Regions from separate parts of the Homo sapiens genome. Here region 2 is linked to region 1. The links are chromatin contacts, found by Hi-C or POLR2A ChIA-PET in ENCODE. All regions are on one chromosome and are shown on one strand. The core of a region is the stretch at or near the end of the contact, and the rest is flanking DNA. Distances in the headings are between cores, read along the strand shown. Region 1 has its middle 240 kb from the start of TFAP2A-AS2. Region 2 holds the start of TFAP2A-AS2 (TFAP2A antisense RNA 2).

Region 1 (7,960 bases), core at 2,485-4,984:
GATCTAGTGTAATAGAGTATAGAGTTAGGAGGTGATGGGTAGGTAGTAGAAAGAAACAGGGAATCTATAGTGGAGGACTGAAGGGTGGTTTGCAATGTTAAATAGCATGGTCAAGGGAGGCCCCATCAAAATATAAACATTTTAGCAAAGACTAGAAGAAGGTGAGAGTATTTTATAACCTAAAAGGGAGAAGAAGGTTCTAGGAAGAGAAGCCAGCCAATGTAAAAGCCCAGGAGTCAACTGCCCATTCAGATGCTCCCTCCCAAGGGCATTAGCGAGTCCGCTGTTGAGATCTCCGTGTTATACTCCCCACTGCCCATTTGGTTTTAGCCTTTATTCCAGGGTTCAAACTCACCATTCAATAAATACATTCTAGTTTTTCCCTTGATGAATATGGGAGCAGGAAGGGTGATCATCTGCATCGTTTTGAGTGAAAATCGACAAGACAAACAGTCCTTTCTCTTGTTAATATCAAACAACTCTTATAACTTTGGTTATTATGCTAACAAAGCCTTACCAAAGACTGATAAGACTGTGGCCTTTTTAATCCTAATTAGCATGTTCCCTGGCTTTAGGAAGAACATAGGCAAAGCCACAAAGAAGGGGAAGGAAAGGAATTCTGGAAATAAATATTTATAGTGAATCCTGCTTTAGGATTTTTGTATTTTTCAATAGGTGTTAAATTAAGTTTAGCCTAAACCTGCTTCCTTATGTATTTTAAGTTCAGCCTAAAGGTTTCTTCGCGCATGGTGAACTGTAACCTAACTGGATGTGTTAACAGACTGTAACCTACTCTCATGCCAATCACTGAGTTTTGGCCAATCAAAGGCGGCCAACTGTTCAAACCATGTTCAAATGAGGCAAACACCCAGTTGCAACCTCACTTCCTTTTTCTGTAGTCACTTCCGCTTTCCTGTCCATAATTCTTCTTTGACCAGGAGGCAGTGCTGGAGTCTCTCTGAACCTGTTCTGGTTCAGGGGCTACCTGATTCACGAATCATTCTTTGCTCAATTAAACTCTGGTAAATTCAATTTGTCTAAGGTTTTTCTTTTAACATAGAAATGGCTTCCATTATAAACTGTGGTTTGCATAATCTTGGCTCTGGGTTTTCTATGAATTTGTGATCAGTTTCAGTGTGAAAAAGTCTGGCGCTCCCTCACCCTTTCACTAACGGTGTGATGATAGCTGAGGTGAAGAGATGGGTTCTGAGGCTGGAAAGATCAGAGACCAAGGTGGTCTTGGTGTGGGAGGTAATAAATACATCCAGCTGAGGGTACCTGGGTGAGAAGGAGCGCAGACCCTTCCCTCAGGCCAGGGGAGTCCAAGACTGAAACTAGTACTGAGAAAGAATAAACCCAAATTTATATGAGAAGACAGAAGCAGCTCCTTTATTACAGCCCTACAGTTATGACAAATGAAGACATATCCAAGAACAGATAATGAAAAATTTTGAATTATTGCCATTGTTTCTCATATTCCTGAGACTCTTGAATTAATATAGCAAACCAAGTCTGAAGATAAAAAGCCAGAAGCTTTATCAAATACATTATGTCTGGCAGAAAGTCTACACTGAACTAACTCAATGTCCAAGTAGTGGCTTGGGTTTTGTGTAAGAAGTGGCATGGATTTTCCTGGGAGGTCTTAATTTGCTTATCTCTTCATTTGAAGCCAAAGTGTATAACTACAGATGACTTCTGTACTTTTTCTATTGGGTTGTTATATTTATTTCTTCTTTATTTCTGATTTAGTTTACTTTCTGGAGGAAGCAGGAAGTTCTTTTCTCTAGATCTCAAGAACATTTATCCATAATGGAAAGGGAGAAGGAATAAATTTAATGATAAATCTTGAGTAGCAGTGTCTCTAAAAAGTAGCTTTTAAGTATCTATCTGTGCAGAAAGCTCATCTTGGGCAAGAGTTAGGCATTATGTAGATTATAAAATATATGCAGTAGAATAAATGCTTTAACTTTACACTGAAATTGTTTTAAAGACCAGCTTTAATTCCAGATTTATTCTGTTGTTTTCATTGCTATACAAATAAGAATATAATATTTTCTTTCTCATTTGATTCCCATTGTATATAAATCTCCACAATAATATGAATTGCTATTTTCATAGCCAATTTTTAATTTTTAATATTTTTTAAAACATAGAATTATACATTTGGTAAAGAGTTAGGATTTATACCTTATAGACCAGGAACTGTTTCCTGATTTTGAAAAAATTTCTTCTGGCTGTTTTTATATATTGATGTATGGAAAATGTAACTTGCTCTTTTTCTGTTTCTAAGTGTCTTCATATTCGTGGTTGTATTTTTATCAGTAAAATATAATTTGTTTACAATTATCTAATTTCTGATTGTCATGATCCATTTCTTACAGGAAAGCTATTTATCAACAAAAGCAAAAACACAGTATATCGAAAGCATGTAATCACTTTATGTTTGAAGATAAAGTTAAGGTTATGGAAGAGTTTTCTAAGATTCTGCTGAGTGGAGTAGAGAAAAATAAAAAGGTGCAATAACCCTATTTTAATAAAATCTTTTTCCTTGCTGTTAGTATTGTGGTTATACAATAGGTTAATTCAACATACATGGAGGCTTATGGTTCTTAAATATAGAAATTGTTCCATTGCTAATTTCCCCAAAGAGATTACTGCAGTAAATGCTGTGAAATGTATATTAAAAGCAATACATAAAACAGGTCTAGCCCTTAATAATTCCTCTCAAACCCGAAGATCTTTAAGTTCTGTTGTTATACTGTTGAGCTTGCAAAACAAACAAACAAACAAAACAGTCACCACCTAAAAATCTTATTAAAGTAAAATGAAATGATAATCTGAAAATGACAACCTATTTTTTCCCCTTTTCCTTTCCTTCCTTAAACTTAACCTAAACTGTTTTTCTTTTTCTTTCCTGGTAGTTTTAAATACTAAAGGACAACTAAGTACCTTCATTTTAATATTCATTATTTCTCTTATAGTCTCATAAGGAAACAATAATAGATTCATTTTTTAAAGCCCTAACTATGATGTGATAAAGTTAAAAAGCCACTGGTATTTTCCAGGTTTAAATGTGATCTTTAAAATAATTTAGATGTGCATCTGTGTGTTTTGTTGGTGTGCAACATGTTTTCCGTGAACAACACAACAGCTAAATCAACTCTGCATGATTTTACCTCCTTTCGGCACTCATGCATTTATAAATAAATTATATCAGCTGTGTACCTACTTTGTCACTTTCCACCATGAGCTCACACAACTCACCGTACAGCAGACATTTGCAAAAGCGGGTGTTAAATTTAGACCAAGTTCCAGGAAAAGCAGTTGACTTTCTTACCTCAAGGCATAAAATCATAGGCCCTTTGCCAGGTTTGTGGACACTTCATTCTTTACTAAGCTAACTTCTCTCTCCGCTCACCTCTGTTCTTTTCTCCCTCTCCCTGTCTCCCAGGGCCACTCTGGAAGAAGAAAGAACCACCCAGTTGAGCTGGTCATTCACTTGTAGGCATTAGAATGGCAGAGCTGTCACCTGTGGGCTGTTTAGGCTGCAAACATTACTAAGCTGCTTTACAGAAAGTTATGTAAAGAGCTGTTAATGTTCTCTGAAGACTTTCCTGCCATGCTGGCTGTACAGGCGTTTGGAAAGAGGCAGGTCGAGACGTGTGTGGACGCTACCCCTCGCTATTTATGAGCTGAGCAGCTTGCGGTGAAAAGCTGTCATTTTCCCCCTGGGTGTGTAGAACCAGTTTCTCCGGCATGCCAGGCCACGAAGCTGAGGCTTATCCAAAAGGAGGGGCGGGGAGGAGGGCTGCAAGGAAAGCCAGAGATGTATCACTTGTTTAAGCTCTGAGTGGGGAGAGAAAGTGAGGATAAAAAGAAGAAAGGAAAAACTATCTTAGAAAGTTCTCTCAATTATCTGTGGTTTCCTATGGTGGAAACATCTTCTCTTTTCATTCAGTGGAAGTGGAGGGAAATGTGGGAATTAAGTTATGTGGAGAAGAAGCAGGATTTACTCACAAGCTCACTGGCTGGACCAAGTCATTGGCAGAGATAATTCCCGATCGACTTTCGTCCCTTACAGATTAAATTTATCTAGAAAAATCTCAAAGTTATCCAAACTGACTAAAAATGCCCTTTTCTATTCTGGAAAAGATTTGAATCATCCAAAAGGAATAAAAATGCCCTTTCCTATTTTGGAGAAGATCTGAATCAACATCTAAACTAACCCCATTTGAATTTTTAAATGGTATATATAGTAGTACATTGGTATGTAACCAGGGACCCCAAACCTGTGCTGTCACCGTAGGGTAGAAAAAAATGTAAACATAACAGGTTACAACAAAAAACCCTTCTTTTTCACTTGCCTGCAAAGTCTAGGCCGTTGAAATTCTTTAGCAGGCCTGCCTGCACTTTTCATAATGCTGTATATAGGCAAATAGGCCAGGCATTGATCACAAAATGGACTTGTAAATGACTGTGCCTGCTGGTATAAATCAGTGCCACCCAACAAAACAGAGGAGCCAGACCATAGTGTGGTTGTTGCTTTTCTTGAATTTTCTTAATATATCTGTTTTTTTTTAATGATTCTAACTGTCAACTGGGATTATTAGACTGCATAATGATATTTTTTATGTCCAAACACATGAATAAAATTACTTTTTCCCCATGTATATTATGGTTATACATGCTTTCTGAAAGTAAATTAACATAGAAATAAATCTGTGATGTCAAGAATATGCATTAACCTGTTTGGGCCTTATAAATATGTAAAAATAGCACCTAGTGCTTTGCCTCTCTGTGGTAGGGTAATATCTTATCCTGAATCTAGAACTGGACATTTTGTATATTAGAATATACAAATTCTAATTCATTCATATGTGGAAGCCCTGATCCCTCAGTGTGAGGGTACTATATTTACTCAATGCAATTTAATAATAATTTAAGAAAATATTGCGTGTTTGGTTTTGTACCTGGTGCTCAAGGGAATACGGTGAAGACTGTCATGTGGTCTTACCTTTTTAAGGCTTATCATCTTGCCTTAGACGTGACTAGTGTATTGTTACCTGGGCTGTTGCATCTGATTCTACTTTGCCTTTATTCTACTTCCAAACTGTTCTTCACACGTCTTCTAAAGAAATTCATCTTAGCTTTCTTCCCTCTTCCCCTCTTATTGGTAGAGAAGATCCTCATTGTCACTCCCCTTTGGGGCCCAGCGCTCTGACCACACAAGCTGTCACAGTGGCTTTCACGCTCGCGGCTCACTTATCTCCGAATATTTGTGTGTGCTGTTCCCGCTGCCTGCTTTTCCACATCTAACTCCATCCACCTGGGAAAAGTCTTCCTCATTCCTTAAGGAATCTGCTCATGCAGCACTTGTTTTTTGAACAAGACCTTTCCTGCTGCCTTCCCTCCCTGGCAGGACTCGATCTTCAGAGTCCTCCTCCTCCTCCTCCTTAACTACTCTTCTCAGAGCTCTTCACATGTTCTTTGAGTGTCTTTGGTGTGCTTGTCAGTATCCTTGACTGGCCTAAGTGCTCTTGGTGGCCAGGATTTTTGTCTTATTCAATCTTTGTGCTACCACCACATAGCACATCTGGGTAGACACTCCACAAATGTCTGCTGAATGCACAGTCCCTTCATCACCTGAAAAATGATTTTCAAACAACACTAAGTCTACATATAGTTTTCTAGGATCGCGAAGGCTAGAAGAAAACTGATTTACTCAAAGTATCTAAATTGGTTCTGGCTTCGTCTTTGTCTCTTCCTGCCTTCTTTACCTTTATCTACTGACTGCTTCTCATGACAGTGAACAAGTCCCATGAACCAAACCACCTCTTTCCCCAGCTTATGCTCTATAACAGCTCCCATCATCCTTAGAATAAAATGAAGGCCTTACCTTGGCCTACAAGGCCCCCTGCAATTTGTCCTCCCAATCCCCCCAACCTCATGCTGTATTCTCCCCATCATACACTGCGTTCCAGACACAGGAACCTCTTTTGGTTCCTAGAACATGCTAGCCTCTATTCTGCCTGGAGCTCTTCACACCTGCTGTTCCATCTGCTGGAACACTCTTGCATTTTCCACAGGGCAGGCTTCTTATCTTTCAGGTATCAGCTTCAATGTCACCTTTTCAGAAGCCTTTCCTAATCACCTCTTCCCCATCCTTTTCTCTAGGACTACATCTGTTTTTGTCCTTCAAAGCCAAATCACAAGTGATTGATTTGTTTGTATTTACTTTCTTCTTTGTTTGTTTGTTTATTCATTGCCTCTTCCTTTCTCCCATTAAACTGTGAGCTCCTTGAGGACAGGGACCATATCTGTTTTTTCCTGCTGAATTCTCCAAGGCCTACGACTGCACCAGGCACAGAGTAAATGATAAGAAATATTTCTTGAATGTCAAGTGAATAATCAATCCAAAGCAAACTTGTAAAGGGCTTCGTGATATACATACATTCTCACAACAACCAAATGAAATAAACGTGTAAAGTGCTAAAATTACTCCAGTGTTATTTTGGGCTAAATATTTGTGTCCCTTCCACCAAATTTGTATGTCGAAGCCCTGATCCCTCAGTGTGATAATATTAAAAGTCCTTTGGGAGGTAGTTAGGGTTAAATGAGGTCACAAGAGTGAGGCCTTCATGATGGGATTAGTGCCCTTATAAGAAGAAGAAGTCAGAGAGAGATGGATCTCTCTCTCTCCACAATAGGACACCATGGAAAGCCTACATTAGCACACAGCAAGAAGACAGCTGTCTGCAAACCTGGAAGACAGCCCTCACCAGAACCCAACCATGCTGGCACCTTGATCTCAGAAAATAAATGTCTGTTGTATAAGCCATCCAGCCTGTGGTATTTTGCTATAGCAGTCCCAGCTGACTAACAGATGTGTTTACATGAGCAGACCTCAAGCATTTTGGCCAGTCCTTCTTTCTATGATGATTTTGATGGTTAACCTGATGGAAAATGTCTTTGGTATCTTCCTTTCCTATTTCAAACTTGCAGGCATTCTCCAGCCTCTGTTGCTATGTTCTGTGTGCTCATATTCACTTCCCTCTCTTCACACAAACTGATATAACTCACCCAGCACACACAACCATCATGGAAAGACCTGAGCTCCCACTCAACCTAACACTAATGTTATGTCAAATGAGATCTTGTAGGGATATTTTAAAAGGAGAGTTTTACAAGTATCTTGGGCTGTGAAAAAGGGGTCTCTAGGTCAATTTGTTGGAATAATCTTCCAATCTTTTAAACAAATATGATGAGCAAAGGGAGCATCACACATTGACCTGGATATAGTAGCAGGAAGAATATCCTCATGTTCTTCAACTCTGTTTACACAAATAGGCATTATCCTAAAATGAGTAATGCTAGGAAATAAGTAAATAAGTTCCAATTTACGGTTGGTCATTCTTCCCCTTCACTCCATTTTTTTTGTATTTATCAATAACTCAGGTATTTTATTTTTAAGAAAATAGTCAAATACCTCTAACCTTTCTCAGGCCATTCAAGATTAAGCAAGGTTTGGGGCTCAAATGGTCTGGGTGACCACTGAACTCATGTGGCCTTTCTGCTATTAATGCTTTCCAGAAAAACAACAACAGAATCAATATGACTACTGAGAATACATTTTTAAAAATTAACGTGACATCTTGGATCTTATAAGAGTCAAGCCCTTCAGGAAATAAACCATGAGGTAAGTGATCGCCCAGTGATTCCATGTTCATCTCTCTGGGATCTGCTGAGAATTAAAGGTGATTCTTAGGGCAAACACAGCATTATCAAAAGGCTGTAGCAGCTAGAGCAGGTGAAGGAAACAAACAAAAACAAAAAGCAAAAAACCAAAACCAGACTAGGCCATGCGGCATGCACCGTAAACTGAGCTTTAGCTTTGCTTCCAAATGCCAGAGAACACCTGTCCACACTGGGGACCCGGCACACATTTTCTTCCTGGCGCAGC
Region 2 (7,960 bases), core at 5,099-7,598, 240 kb before region 1:
CGTGTGTTTTTGTTACAGCCCCTCTGCGAAATATGTTTCTATTTAAGTAGTCATGAAACGGTAACAGTCTTTGAACGTTTATGATTTTTTTCTCTCCAAATAAATGGAAGAGAATAAACAATAACGCAGTGGCAGACAGGTTCAAATCGGGGGAAAAGAAAAGGCCGCTTCTGCTGTTTAGTATTTAGGAGGAATTTTAATTTTGCTTAAGAGAGATTTCACGCTGCAGTTTAATGGGCTGTGTTCCAGGAGACCCTTTTCTATCTTTTCCTCTCTTTGAAAGAAACCCCTAAATAGTCTCTTGTGCCCCCTCCATATACAGTTTCTCTGCGTTGTTCGGTCTGTTTCACTTGAGGGTATTTCCTGAAAAGAACTTAGAGCTGATTTTTTCCCGGCGGCCAGCCAACGGGAACGGGCGATTTCCCACGCAGACTTGTCAAGTGGATTTTGTGTGGATAGTTGTAGCTCGACGCCTGATTCCTTGTTCTTTACCTTTCCTCTCGCTCTCTTCTAGGACCGTCACGACGGCACCAGCAACGGGACGGCACGGTTGCCCCAGCTGGGCACTGTAGGTCAATCTCCCTACACGAGCGCCCCGCCGCTGTCCCACACCCCCAATGCCGACTTCCAGCCCCCATACTTCCCCCCACCCTACCAGCCTATCTACCCCCAGTCGCAAGATCCTTACTCCCACGTCAACGACCCCTACAGCCTGAACCCCCTGCACGCCCAGCCGCAGCCGCAGCACCCAGGCTGGCCCGGCCAGAGGCAGAGCCAGGAGTCTGGGCTCCTGCACACGCACCGGGGGCTGCCTCACCAGCTGTCGGGCCTGGATCCTCGCAGGGACTACAGGCGGCACGAGGACCTCCTGCACGGCCCACACGCGCTCAGCTCAGGACTCGGAGACCTCTCGATCCACTCCTTACCTCACGCCATCGAGGAGGTCCCGGTAAGAGGCCGCGCAACCAGCGCGGGAGGGAACACAGCCCCCTACTTACCTACCCCAGAAAGGATACCTGGAACATACAGTCGGTGGGCCCGGGTTCTCCCTAGTATTTCCTTATAAAAACATTTTATTCGGAGGCGGAGAGTGAGGGACGTTTTGAGGAACCACACAAAGTAGTTGCGAGTTCTACCCCAGAACAATGGTTTCTGGAGCTCCCTCAAACAATGCCTGCATTACCATTTCCACCAACACAGATAAATCAGACGAATGTCACCATTAACAATATCTTCCTCTCGACGACAGTAAACTGTCTCAATTGCTAAAAGATCTACTTCCATCGCTGAGTCTGGCGTGGAGATTTCTCCCTGTCCTGGGAATGATGTTAAATGCAACCAAAAGAGCTCATTAAATGTCCTCAAAATGTAAAAGGAAGTGTAAAAGACACACTAAGATCATTTTAACCGGATTTTATAAGCACAAGTGAAACCTAAAAGTTATGTGTACACCCTATCCTGATTAAAGAAAAACTAAGTAGCAAATCCAAGCAGAGGGACATTAAAATGCAGCCTTCTTCTTACTAGGGGTGCTAAGTGGTGACCTCATAAATCATTAGCTAGGTTCCCAACGCCTATCAGAACCTGCTACACTCCATATTAAATTAAATGTTTCGAGACTATTGGGTAATACATTATTTGAGTTCTAATTTAGTTATCAATAAATGCAGTTTAAAATGATTTCTAAATAAGCATGGCATTAGCACATTTACTATTTACAATGCAAACCAGGCTATTGATAATTTGAAAATACTTTCTGGAATTAAACTTAAACCAGTACCTCTGCTTCAATTCTATATATTTATGGTTTCCTCACAACCCTCCTGAAATGGAATTAGAGCAAGCCAATAATTTTATTAAAGCTGTAAAGGCTTCTGTTAAAGCTGCTTTTCTTTGGAGAGGAAATGTATCTGGATGTGATTTTTACTAAAATGCTATTTCAAATTACTGCATCAAATATTGCAGCAGTATGTCCGTTGACAGTTTAATGATTACTACATTAGATTGTAAGGAAAATGGTCAGATGAACTTACCTCCTTGCTTGGTGAATTTAAAACATTATTTAAGTTCCGTAGGAAAATAGAAAATTTATTACATCTCTCATTTGGCCCAGTTAGTCACTGAAATTTGTTGGTTATGTTTAGCAGCCCTTGCATGGAAGGCAGGAAAGTGGGCACTTGATCCAGTATAAGGTTTAGTGAGCACTGTATGTCTGTATATGTGTGTTCATACTTACATGTTTTTAGAAACTGATACTTAACAGTGCATTTTTTTGGAAGTGAGAGGAGCACTAATTTATATAAGAGCAATTTAAACATGAACTGGGAGTTATGATTATTTTAGTTCCCTTTCCCAAAGCACTCTGAATCTTTTCCTTGCTTGTTCTTTGAAAATATTTGAATTGCAAAATAATGTTGCAAGCTTTTGGAACTACTGTGAATGAGAATTGCTCTACTTTGCAAAAATTTCAAGGTGAATTCTTAACACCTGTATACTCACTCTTTGTGGCAAAATTGGTCAGTAGGAGAAACTAACTAAAAGATTAAACAAAAACAAGGAAACCCAGTTGCTGTTTTTCCCTCTCCCTCCCCCATCTTTTAAGAAAAAAATTCTTTCAAAGGAATTTGGGTCAAGAAAAAGGTTGTTTTCAATTTTTTCCCATTGCTGCAACAGTTAACCTTTAGTAAGTATAACTGCTAAATATTTAAGAAAATCAAATCGATGGTGAAAATTATTTAATCATTAATATCTCAGTGGGGTTTTAAACTTAACAGTCTTCCCTGTATGGACAAGGTCTAGAAATAACACAAATAAAAGTATTATGCCACACTACATTTACTTTATGGGTTTAGGGTGCATGCATAAAGGGATCATATTTCCCCATATAGTTAAAACACAAGAACTGCAGCAGTAGTCATTTCTGAACATTTCTCAATTTAATTATACTTAAATCCAGAAGCACTTTAGGCAAGTTACAAATGAGAGCATTGAGTATAATAAAACCTGTAATAAAGCAACTTAGTACCATCCACCCGGAATCATTGCGATCAGGCACAATTAACAGGAGCATAAATCCAAGACAGAATGGAAAATGTTCGAATCAGTATTATTGTTGGACAAAGACTAGAGAAGGAAGCAATAGTTTTTTAAATGGTAATGCCTGTGTTTGGTAATGATTGCAAAATCTTCTATCTCAGCAGCCCTGGTGCTAATTTGTAAACACAGCCAGACATTATATTGCCTGTCAGTTTCTGCATTAGAAAACATGACTTCATTTTACTTTCTAATCACGTTTTGACTCTAGTGCGCACACGTATACCCATCCATCTGTAAAAAAAAAAAAAAAAAAGAAAAGAAAAAGAAAAACACCCCACACTAACAACAAACCTGCTGTTGGACAACAGGAAAGCAAGCTCAAAGGTTTTTTGGTTTTGGTCATTTTCATATTCCTATCATACCCAGGCTTAGGCAGTAGTCTTTCTAAAAATTTATGTGGAGTTTTCCATAAAGGTGTGTGTGTTTGCTCTTTATTATACTACCTAAACCTTTTCTTTTCCAACACTCTCCTGTTACTCCCGCCCCTGTCATTTCTATTGTGTTTCCCTGGCTTTCGCTGCCTGAACACTGGAATTGCTAAAGTCAGAAGCCGCTGAGGCGCCAATCTAAAGCTAGGTACATTTCTAAATGTTGAACTGACTGAGAATGATTAGGTGCTCCAACACTTGATTTAATTTCCAAAGAAAGTTTTATTCCCCATCTCCACCCCTTTTAAACATGGATTATTTGCTGGAGGAGGAGAAATTGGCCATGGGTGTGCAGTGAAACCTCTTGAGTTGCAAAGCCCCAAATTCCAATAAGCCAAGATGAGATGTTTATATATAAATGTCATTATACGGGAGGGGGAATTTTGATTCTACACCTTCCCCTCCTCCCATCTTGCAGGGAATATTCATTTCCTTTTGTTTTGATGATACACTTACATCCATGTGTATCCTTTTGTTGCAGCATGTAGAAGACCCGGGTATTAACATCCCAGATCAAACTGTAATTAAGAAAGGTAAGCCATTTCCTTCTGCATTCCAAGCATGTCCTTACAGGCAGAGTGCTATTTAAAAGAACTTGCAGAGATGTGTTTATTTTTTCCAAATAGGATTTCCTAAAGGCTCAGAATTAGCAAATAGATAGGCACAGAACAGCAATGCTTAAATAATCAGCCTTCAGTATGTTGGTAATGCCAACAGGCTAGCTTTGTTCTGACTCATGATTTGACCATTTAATTTAGTTTAATGATATTTGGACAAACACACAAAATGTACAGTAGTTGAACTGATTTGGAAGTGGCATTTCAATTTTGAAACAGTTTGATAGTTTAATCCATTGCCTGGATGAAGGTTAAGAAGTGTATAATGCTAAAATAGTACAAATAATTTAACATTAATGTAAGAACAGATGATAAGAAGCACTCTTTAGTAGAGGAAAAAAACATTCATGTTCTTCAATTTAGTTTCTTGTTAGCTGTTTAAGGGTCTTAGAACTTTGTGAATTAGGTTAACAAAATTTTAGCTTTTGGTTAAAATTAGTATCTTGAAGATGGGAGGAATATTAGCATACTTGTTCAGAGGAGAAATTGTTAGAAAAGTGTCAAGTGATTTGCATGGATTTGTAATCTGTATTGTGTTTAGTGAGTAGAAATAAAGTTTACTGAATTAAATGCTATTCACTCTTGGTAGCAGCTTTTTTTTTGGTTATGGTGGCAATGTTACATTTCAGGATTCTAGGCACCACCAGAGGACGATGCTATATAAAACTGTTCTCATTTCTAACCCCAATCAGTATATTGTTAGCTAGTTTAAAGTTTCATTTTTGCATCTGTGAAGTCTTTGTCACGTCAAATTAGATGTGCAAGGGATAAATCTTAAGAGATGCTCTTTCCAAGTCGACATGATAATTGGCTCTTTTATTAGTAATCTCTCAAGAGTTCGTTTAACTCCTATTGTCTCTATTAGCCTCCCCAGAGCTATTAATGTCACAAGTGATCTATCCAAAACCTAGAGCCCCCCACCTCCCTATACCTCTAGCATATCCCCATTAAAGAACGCATAAGGAACACTGTGATGAGATTGTGTGCATATGATGTCTCCAAATGGAATTTTAAAATACAATGCATACTGTACTTAAATGGTTGTGAATGCATCTGAATTACACTGGTGCTGAGAAACGTAATGCATTAGTATACTTTCTGCAGGTCTTCTATTTTTTTTTTTTCTAACAGTGGTGAGTCCAGCAATAAAGAGCTTATGGTTTTAACTAGGAAGTATATATACCCACTTTCCCAATAAAGGCGCTTTAGCAGAGGACTGTTAAGTATTTACTTAACAAAAGGGCACATTGCTAGTATTCCACTGTAGGCCTGTTCTTCCCTCCCCACTCCGCAGTTCAAAACTGGCCTTGGAATGGATCTCCAAAACTGAGACGTTTTCAAAATTGAACATAGGAAAGGGCCTATTTATCAAAAAGACGGGACGTGTGGTGTGGACAACAAAATCCACCACTTCCCAGCGTGGTGCCTCAATTAAAACGCTCGTTTACAGGGTGCTTTAGCCATCTAAATTGTCGGCTGATTTTAATAATGGGTCTTTGAAGCAGTTTTTCCCCGACACTAAAACCCCACCCAGCAAAACCCCTGAAGTACAAGTAACTTGCTCTCGGTTTGCAAATGTAATTCCCTCCCCTGCACCCTGAACCCGTGGTCCTGGACCTCATCTGGGGCCCACTCCGCTCGGATGCTCAGCGCCTCAGGGGTCACCAATTTCACCACCCATCTCTAGAGAGCACCCTTGACGGCGAAGGGGAAAGGGTCAAGGCAGAAACGCAGGCCAGGCTGGCTGGGGGAGGGCAGGGCCGCCTCCCGGCCGCCGGGTGAGGTAGGGAAGGGCTCGAGCCCGAGGAAGGGAAGTAGCAGAGCCACAGAATTTCAGAGCCGGACGGAAAAGCGGGGACTGTGGCCCAAAGCCTGGGATCCGGCCCTGGCCGGGATGAGGGCCGGGGTCGGGCAGGATTTGGGGGTGATCCACGACGCCCAACACGCGGCCTCCCCTCTGTCTCCGCAGGCCCCGTGTCCCTGTCCAAGTCCAACAGCAATGCCGTCTCCGCCATCCCTATTAACAAGGACAACCTCTTCGGCGGCGTGGTGAACCCCAACGAAGTCTTCTGTTCAGTTCCGGGTCGCCTCTCGCTCCTCAGCTCCACCTCGAAGTACAAGGTCACGGTGGCGGAAGTGCAGCGGCGGCTCTCACCACCCGAGTGTCTCAACGCGTCGCTGCTGGGCGGAGTGCTCCGGAGGTGAGGCCCGGCACGGCCCCGCCCGCCCCGCCCCGCGGCCGGGGGAACCACTGCGCTTGCGCCGGGGCGGTGGCGGCGACGCAAACAGGCCTCGCGCCGCGGCCCTCCCTACGCGGGAAAGGAAAGGGGGCGGGGAGAAGAGCGTAGAGCCAAGTGGGCGGGATCTGGGGGCGGGGGAGCGGGCGATGCGGCGCGCGCCTGCGCTCTCCGCTGCTTTCCCGCGAGCGAGTTCTGGTGCGCGCTTCGTTCGCTGCCGCGCGCTCGCGGAGTCCTCCGCTCCGCCCTCCTCCTCGCGCAAGCGCAGCTCGCTCCGCCGCGGGCTCAATCCCGGCCACTGCAGCCGCGGGGCGCCGTACAGCCACCTTTTCCCTCTTCGCGCACACCTTGCAAGCCCAGGAAAAGTTCCTCTCAGGCTCCTCGCTTTGCCTTACCTCTCTGAGTAGGGTCTCCGAGGGTAACCGGTCGTGCCTTGTATAGGGTTTTAATAGAATGGCTTTTAACTAAAGGAAGAGAATGGTTGTCCTCTTGAGTCCGCACGCCATGCTTTCCGGTCGCTGTCATCTCCAGACCCCCATACTATAGGCGTTTGCATATGATGATGATTCCCAATTTACTGAGGCCCTGATGTGTGCCAGGCTGCGTGCGAGCATGTTTACGTGCATTGTGTGTAGTCACTACCAAGGAATGCATCTGTTACATACATAGCCAGGGATTCTTACCTCACCCCTGCGAGGTTTGAGTGATTCATTTAGTAGATAAGATTTTATAAGGGTCAGCAAGGTAAAGCACCTTCCCTTAGGGCAGTTTTCTCCCTGCTGTGGGCTTCCTACCCCTAGGATTCCACTGCACGTTGTGAGTTGTGGGGCTTGTGTTGAACTTACCCGGATAATGTTTCTTCTCTTCTTTAATAATACTGAGAACTTCATTGTTTTGACTGTTATTCATTTACTTATGTGTTGATAGACCCACAGTTCCTTTCTAGTGGCTATATCCCGCACAAAGCCTATAAAGATCATTTTTTGGAAGGGTTTAACATCAACCATTCTAGTCTTTTCTTCCTCCTGCACAGTCATTTTGCTTTCCCTTTGTAGTCTTTCACTGACACAGATCTTTTCCTTGCCCTCTGCTTTTTCCTTCCCTTCCCCCATCCCCAATATTGGAGACTGTTTACCTAGGGGAGTATAATCTAATCCACACAATTAAAGAGCACTTGAGTAGGGAATAAAATCTGAAATTAATTAATTTGCTGTTTTATTTAAACAATTTATCTTAACCACTTTCTGATTATGGGATTCTATTTAGACATCTGTTTAGAACTGCCTCCATTGTCTCTGAAATCAGTGAAACTTTTAGGGCTGATATCAGCTTTTGACATTTCCAGTTAGGCTGGTGACATGGCACGTAAACAGTTGGCGAAACGAATTTCCCTTTGGGGCTAGAGCCAGAGCAAGAAACGTGAGAGTGATGATAACTTTGGTTACTCGGAACAACCTAACAGCATATCTTGCAAAGACAGTTTTAAAGACCCCATTGGGATTGGTGTGATTGTAACAGCAGAGAAAATATACAGGAATCAGTTGAACTCAATACCTCAAACCCTAGAGATGGGGCTGTGTTT

Evidence for each region. Hi-C counts contacts between places; a loop is a spot of excess contacts on that map. ChIA-PET counts read pairs that join two places held with the same protein, here RNA polymerase II (POLR2A). Pooled maps may share reads with other maps.
Region 2: a map of mammary epithelial cell shows a loop between it and region 1 (6-fold over the local background). The contact joins the promoter of TFAP2A-AS2 here to the enhancer-like site in region 1. A Hi-C loop is called at or near these places in 3 of 168 maps with a recorded cell type or tissue (MCF 10A, PC-9 and mammary epithelial cell) and 3 of 50 pooled maps. POLR2A ChIA-PET finds 5 or more read pairs at or near these places in 3 of 52 experiments (MCF 10A, PC-9 and RWPE1).

The regions. Positions count from the first base shown.
Region 1 is chr6:10,159,130-10,167,089 of GRCh38, reverse strand. It overlaps the pseudogene OFCC1. Among named protein-coding and RNA genes, the nearest start is that of TFAP2A-AS2, 240 kb to the left of the region's middle. Within about 2 kb of position 3,734, at least 5 of the 41 ENCODE cell types and tissues checked have a DNase peak (open chromatin) inside an H3K27ac peak, as active enhancers do; they include PC-9 and mammary epithelial cell, where a contact is called at or near this core.
Region 2 is chr6:10,402,890-10,410,849 of GRCh38, reverse strand. TFAP2A-AS2 (TFAP2A antisense RNA 2) reads right to left here and starts at 6,348. Exons shown (of 1, transcript NR_145448.1): 1 at 2,923-6,348. TFAP2A (transcription factor AP-2 alpha) reads left to right here. Exons shown (of 7, transcript NM_001372066.1): 2 at 515-949; 3 at 4,006-4,057; 4 at 6,111-6,342. RefSeq lists enhancers at 6,067-6,176, 5,987-6,604, 6,400-6,694, 6,607-7,806 and a silencer at 6,307-6,686.